Linked DNA regions of Homo sapiens: region 1 is linked to region 2. A link is a contact called in ENCODE Hi-C data. All regions are on one chromosome and are shown on one strand. The core of a region is the stretch at or near the end of the contact, and the rest is flanking DNA. Distances in the headings are between cores, read along the strand shown.

The links. Hi-C counts contacts between places; a loop is a spot of excess contacts on that map. Pooled maps may share reads with other maps.
Region 1: a pooled map shows a loop between it and region 2 (11-fold over the local background). The contact joins the promoter of ALG11 here to the promoter of TDRD3 in region 2. A Hi-C loop is called at or near these places in 2 of 50 pooled maps.

What each region holds. Positions count from the first base shown.
Region 1 is chr13:52,011,148-52,014,444 of GRCh38, forward strand. It overlaps ALG11 (ALG11 alpha-1,2-mannosyltransferase), which reads left to right and starts at 1,251. Exons shown (of 4, transcript NM_001004127.3): 1 at 1,251-1,315. The coding sequence starts at 1,272. ATP7B (ATPase copper transporting beta) reads right to left here and starts at 303. Exons shown (of 21, transcript NM_000053.4): 1 at 140-303. The coding sequence starts at 190. RefSeq lists silencers at 510-849, 900-1,009, 1,020-1,119 and enhancers at 1,240-1,369, 1,420-1,509.
Region 2 is chr13:60,395,921-60,399,174 of GRCh38, forward strand. It overlaps TDRD3 (tudor domain containing 3), which reads left to right and starts at 1,300. Exons shown (of 14, transcript NM_001146070.2): 1 at 1,300-1,485. The coding sequence starts at 1,445. RefSeq lists enhancers at 222-291, 622-951, 660-1,172, 1,022-1,221, 2,102-2,151 and a silencer at 1,362-1,931.

The DNA.
Region 1 (3,297 bases), core at 1-2,500, 8.4 Mb before region 2:
GCCAAGACATCCCTGGAGCTGGGGTCTGGCTCGGCCTTCCCTGCGCACCCCCTGGGGGCGAGTAAGCGCCGAACGCGGGGAGGAAAATCCTCCTGGTGGGAGTGAGCACGCTGCGCGGACGCGGGGGAACAAAACTCACTTTCCGACTGGCCCCTTCTCTGGCTGTGATCTGTCTCTCCTGCTCAGGCATCGTCCCGCACGGACACCGAATTCTTCTCTGATCTGGCTCAGAGCAAAAGGTCACCTGGTCGGTGGAGGAGAGCGGGGTGTTAAAGTCCCGGGAGAGGAGGCGCAGAGTGTGAGGGCATCGGCGCGGCTCGGCTCTAAAGCAAACAGGGGTCCGGGAACCGCCCCTTCATTTGGGACCGGGGAAGCCGCAGCCCTCTTCACACGGATGATTCAAAGTTGCGCGCCGCCGTCCTCCCGACCTGGGGGCACGGGGATGAGAGCGTGAGGGGAGAGTGGGCCTCGGACCCTCGCCCACTCCCCAGGTGGCTGGGAGTGCCCACCCTGGAACTGCCGGCCCCGCCGGTGCCACAGTGTTCTCTGCCGTGCCAGTGCCACAATGTCCTCTGCCGTGCCGGCGCCGCAGGGCGGAGGCCTGTCCTCCTCCGCGGTCTCGGCCACCTCGCGCTGGTGCGCTCCGACACTGTACTGGGATCTCACGCGTGTGCGGGAGCGGGAGGGCAGGTGAGCTGCGCAGAGCCGGGCCGCAGACTCAGCTCCCAGGGCTCACCCACCGCCTGCGGGGAAGGTGCCCGGCGGCGCCGCGTCGGGTCCGCTCTGCGCTGCCCCCTCCTCGGACTCTGCGCCTGGCTGCCGGACGCCGTGGGTCCCAAAGGAAGCAACCGCGGCAAGAGTGAACTCCGCACCTGGAAAATCGATCCGCTGTGCGCAAAGGCCAGCCAATGGCCTCCAACGGGCGGCGGGCTTTGGGCCGGGAACGGGGGCGCAGGCGCCCAGGCGGGGGCTTCTAGTGGGGGAGGTGGCCGAGGGAGGGAGCGACGGCTGTCAATCACAGGCCACGCCCTCCTCAGCCCAACCCCCCACTGCTGTCCCGCCCACGGGGGCGGGAGCCGTGTGCGCCACGCCGAACACTAGTCTACGCCTCGGCATATTCTATTGGCTGGAAGGCCGTGGGAAGCGGCTACCAGTAACCAATAGTAACGCACAATTGGCCCGTGGGGGCGGGGCGAGCACGGCTTGCTTTCTCAGGAGCCAATAGGGAAAAGGAAAGTGAAGCGTTTCCTGAGTTCGGGGGTCGGCGGAAGATGGCGGCCGGCGAAAGGAGCTGGTGCCTGTGCAAGTTGTTGAGGTGAGCAGCCGGTCGTGTGGGCTCACAGACGTTTTCTCTTCTGTAGGGGTACTTGCCCGTCCAGTGTAGCTAAATTTTGCGGGCAAATGGCCTTCCTTGTCATGAATCTAAGGTAATTTCTCAGGCCAATGAGCAGTCTTTCTTTTTCTTGGGGGTCTTCTATATAGACTGGAATAGACTAGGTCTTAAAGACTCAATTTACCGCGTTTTCTTCTGCTTCACTGTTGGCCGAGGGGTCGAGTTCCCTTCCCTGCTTCAGCTTTTTTTTTCCCTTTCACACTCCAGTTAGTCTGTCATAAATTATTCATATTCATTCCTTATTTTTCTTTACGATTGAGCCACGAGACATTTTCCAATCTATCATGTCTCTTTTCGGTAAAGAAGAAACCGGATCTTCCTTCTCATCTTAGTTTCTACTCTTAAACTCACCAAAACTGCCATTGTTAACACGTCACTTAAATATAAAGCTTATGTTGAATCCTCTGCTTTTTGATAATCTGTTACTTTAATTTTTATGATGTAAGAAGTTACATAAAATATTATTTTATTTGTATTACGTGTATATGCTGTTTCTTCTAGAAAAATTAGAAAATAGATAAGTAAAAGGAAAAAACCCCAGGAATGCTACCATCCGGAGATAGCCACTGTTAACATTTTGGTGAAAAAACTCCCAGGCTTTTTTCCACCTTTGTTGTTGTAGTACTACTGTATTTTAAATGCCTTGCCCTCCACTAATAAAACAGAAGGCCTAGTATATTCTACCTACCTAGTTTTTTTACCACCTACATATTTTTGTTCAGGCTGAAAATTTATAATTAACACCATAGCTTCCTGAATAGCAGTATATACCTAATTCTTTCAAAAGTTCAGGCATTTCTTCTTCGTTTTTGTCCACTCTACTTCAAATTCTGTAATCATTACTTTAAACATTTTGAATGAGAAAGTCTGTTATCAGAGCCTTTTGGTTCTTCCCTGTCATACGTAATATTCCTCAGTGCTTTACATTATAATGTTTAAATAAACTCACTAACCAGACTTAAAGGACAGGTTTAACTTTAGTTATTATGCAGCTTTTAAGTTAAATGTTTAATAGTTCAGTTTGAAAAGCTTGTCACATGAATTTTCCCACCTAAATTATTTGAAGGAATTGCCAGAAAAACCTTTACATTATATGGGTCAGCTGCATTTTAAATAAGCTTTTGAAAGAGTGTCCTGAGAAAGCAAACTGTCCTCTGTAGTGTTGCTTTTATGAATTCATATATTCCAAATGTTAAATAAATGATAAATCTTACCACTTTTGTCAGACTCTGTTCATCCTTTAAGGCAGTGGTTCTCAAATTGTGCTCCATGGACCATGCAGGTCCCAAGGCCCTTCAATGGATCCTCAACAAATCTGTTTTTATAATAACATTAATGTAATATTTGCCTATTTTACTATGTTGATAAGTGCAAAAGTGATAGCGGATAAAACTAAGTGATAGTGGATTTTAATTAACAGTGTGAAAAGGTCATTGATAGGGTTTCAGAGTCTGTATTGCAACTGACATTAAGAAACTGCATAACTTGTCAAATGTGGTCTAGCATCAGAGAAGAATATCTGTAACTAGCTGAAAAGTTAAATATATTTTAAACATAAGATCAATATATATTAAAATATACTCCCTTTTCCTACTACATGTCTAAGTTAGCCTGAATTTTCTTCATATACTTCAACAAAAACAACATATCACTAGATTGAATGCAGAAACAGAAAGGAGGAGCCACTATCTGGTTTCACGTTAAGCCAGACATTAAAAAGATTTGCAAAAAGTGTAAATCATTGGCACCCTTCTTGCTAAATTTCTTTTTTTGGTTTGGAAAAGATAGTTTTTTAATAAAAATATGTTAATGTGTTATGAAAGAATTTTTATTTTCAAATGAATTCATAAAAAGTTTAAAGTTCTTTAGTTTTCATTTCTAATATGCTAAATATTGGTAGATAT
Region 2 (3,254 bases), core at 50-2,549:
TTGGGAGCAAATCTCAATAGCATTCCATCTAACGAAAGCATCGCGATTTTATAACTATGACTTTTGGGAAGACCAAACGGAATACCCCAGCTGAAATGAGAAAAATCTGTATTAAGGAATTTTAGCTCCACCCAGGGCAATTATCCCCTTCCTTCCGTAACTGCCAATTTCCTCCCCAATCCCAAGAGCGCCTCTGCCCAGTTCCGCAGTCTCTGCTCCAAGTCTGTTTTTGATGATGCCCTTAGAAGCAGGGGCAGCGGCAAGCGGCGGAGATAGGGATTAAGTTCCTAACAGTCTTCTTCCCCTGACCTGGCAGATGGGGACGCTGCCCCTTAGAAGCCTTTTTCCCCGCAATACGGGACGCCGCAGAGGTGAAAGACCAAGAAGGTGGAGCAAACTTTTAGGGAGCGCCTCTTGGGCCCGCGTACCCTTCCGCCTGTTCCTCTCTGATTGGCCAGCGTGAGTCACGGACGCCCAATCGCGCGGTAGCGTCCGCCGTGCCGCTGGGCGACGGCGGCGCGCATGCCCACTCAGGGACCCACCCTGCGCCCCAGCCCTCTACAGCGCGGGCGAAGGGCATCGGCGGGGAAGCGGCTGTGGTTGCCAGATCTGGCAGTACAGAGCCAAGGTGGCAGGGCCGCGCTAGGACACGGATGGTCCCAGGGGGAGGGCAACAGGAAAAACAAGCACTGACACAACTGCCCCATTTCCCCATGTCCCCTAAAAGCAGGTTTTCTTGGGCTGACCAGGGCATTTTCACTGTGGTGTCCGACTGGGGCAACTCGATCTGCCCGCGGGGACTCAAAAAAGCTTGAGCTGCATTTTTTCTTTGCGTCCGGGCGGACCAAAAGGCGAGGTGAAGGGAACGAGTGTTTATAAGAAAGTAAACTTTTGTGCAGAATGGGCTGGGGACACCTCTGAGTTTTGCTGCCCGCAACGTGACCTTTTTAGCGCGGTCCTGGACGCGTTCCCTCGCAGCCAACCCGTCAGTCTCCTCAGGCCTTATCCTGCCCTCTCTGAGGTGGCCGCCTGTGGGCGCTGCAAACGCCACACTTTTGCTCTACGAAGAACCTCCTCGCGACTTTCCAAGGTGTGCAACTCAGAAAAGCGCCCCCCAAAACAAGTAAAAGCCTTCGGGGAAGAGGCAAAGTCCCTGAACCGTCCTGACTCCAGCCACCAGCCGGTGTTTGGTGGATCAGGTCCCGGAGCTCCGCAGCCTGGGAGCCCCACACCAGGCCGGCCCCTACGGCCGCTCAGAAAACGCGGCGAGCGGAACCCGCACGCGGAAGCGCCGGCCGCACTGAGCATGCCCAGTTGCAGAGCCGACCAGAGGAGTTTTTTCTTTTCTTTTCTTTTTTTTTTTTTAAGGGGGGGGGTCTCAAGTAGGAGGCCTCCCCATCACCCCCACCCCAGCCCCCCACCACCCCCGGCCTAAGCAGCTACCATGGCCCAGGTGGCCGGCGCGGCGTTGTCCCAGGCGGGTTGGTAAGTGGCGAGTCCCGCCGGCTGCCGGGCCGCGGGTGCGGGCCGGGGCCCCAGGGAGGTTGGGTTGGGGGCGGCGGGGTGCGTGTCGGGGTAGGCGGAGGCTGTCGTCCGCCCCCGGCCTCTCCCCGGGCCCTTCGGGCCGGCTCCGCCCCCGGCGCCACGCGGAGCCCTGCGAGTTCCCCTAGGTCCCCTGGAGGCGGCGGCGGCGGCGGCCTGGGCCCCGGGCGGCGGGCCTGGGCCCCGGGCGGCGGGCGGCGGGCCTGGGGAGAGGCCGGGGGCCGCGAGCCGGGCGGGTGGCGGCCCAGACCCCGGCCGACCGGAGCGCCGGGGAGGACCTGCAGCGCCGTCCGCGCGGCTTCTCCGGGGAGGGGGTGTTTCTGCAGCGGGATCGGGAGGCGAGGGCTGGGAACGAAGTGCGGCGGAGAGGGACGAACGCGGCCGGAGCCCGCGGGCCCATAGGAAGTTGAGGGCAGAGCAGAGCACAGCCCGCGCTGCGGCCGGAGCCGCCTCTTCTTACCCCTTATTTCAAAGTACAGTGTGGACCAGTGTGAATCTGCCTTCCGCGGCACACACACAACTTCTGGAGCTAAGAATGACCGCAATGTCAACTCGTGGGGGTGCTCGGTAGAACTTTTCTTGAAAGGATGGTGTTCTGATTTTAAGAGGCCTTTCGTGTCAAGATTTTCAGGATTTGAAAACAATACAAAATTATGCGAAATTAGGCAGTTTCTGGAATTGCGGCCATTACGGTTGTAATCATCCCGTTTAATTCAGTAACGCTTTTCCCAGGCTTGCACAGGCACATTCTGGGATGAAGGGTAGGAACGGGGATGAAAAAGATTTGCAACGGCTCTCTGCAATTACTGCTTTAGGAGAAAGAGTGAGGCATTAAAAGACCAAACAAAACCAGGGGGAATAGTGATAAACCGTACGTACAGAGGAACAGATGAGTGCACTGTGGAATGGGAGGGAGAGTTACTTTCCTAAAGTGGACTTGGAAAGATGGTAAGGAAAAGGCTTTCTAGCACAGAGCTGCTGGAGATGACACAGGGAAGCGCTTATTGTTTTGCAGAACCTACACAAGATCTATATGGTTCGTGAAAGATGTGGATTTGATTTTGTGAATAAAGTTTTTGATCAGTAGAGGGATATAATCACAACTGTGCTTTGAAGAAGCCCCTCCTGATTTTAAAGGCACTTGTGTTATTATACACCCCATTTTACAGGTGAGGAGACTGAGGCAAAGAGCTGTTAAGTAACTTTCCCAAAATGACATAGCTAGAAAGTGGTGGAGTTGAATGTTGAGCACAGAGGGCCTGGCTCTGGGCCTGGTTCCTTTAACGCTTATGCGTTATTGTTGTTACAGTTTTTTCGCAGAACAGCATGGGCGTAAAAGATTGTAGAGTTAAAAACACTGTCTTCAGTTTTGTTTCTGTTCAATAGGAATCTCTTCTTTCAGTTTTTTTACCCACAAGGGTGTCCTGAATAATCTTGGATCCCTCTTTCATTTGCCTTTCTCCCCATTTCTCATTAGGTTGAGCGTTGATCCTTCACACTAGTAATATTTTCATTTACAAACTCAGTATTTTACTGCTTTCCAACATGACCCCCCCTCCTTTGGAAAGATTAGTCTCATTTTTTAGGTCCCGAACACGTGTTGACTTTGTTTTCTCTGGCCTCTTATGCTTTTCCAGGGCAGGGAAGTGAGTCTTATTTTTCTCCTTATCTGGATTGTCAAGAAATGCACCAGATTGTAGGTTCTCTGTAAA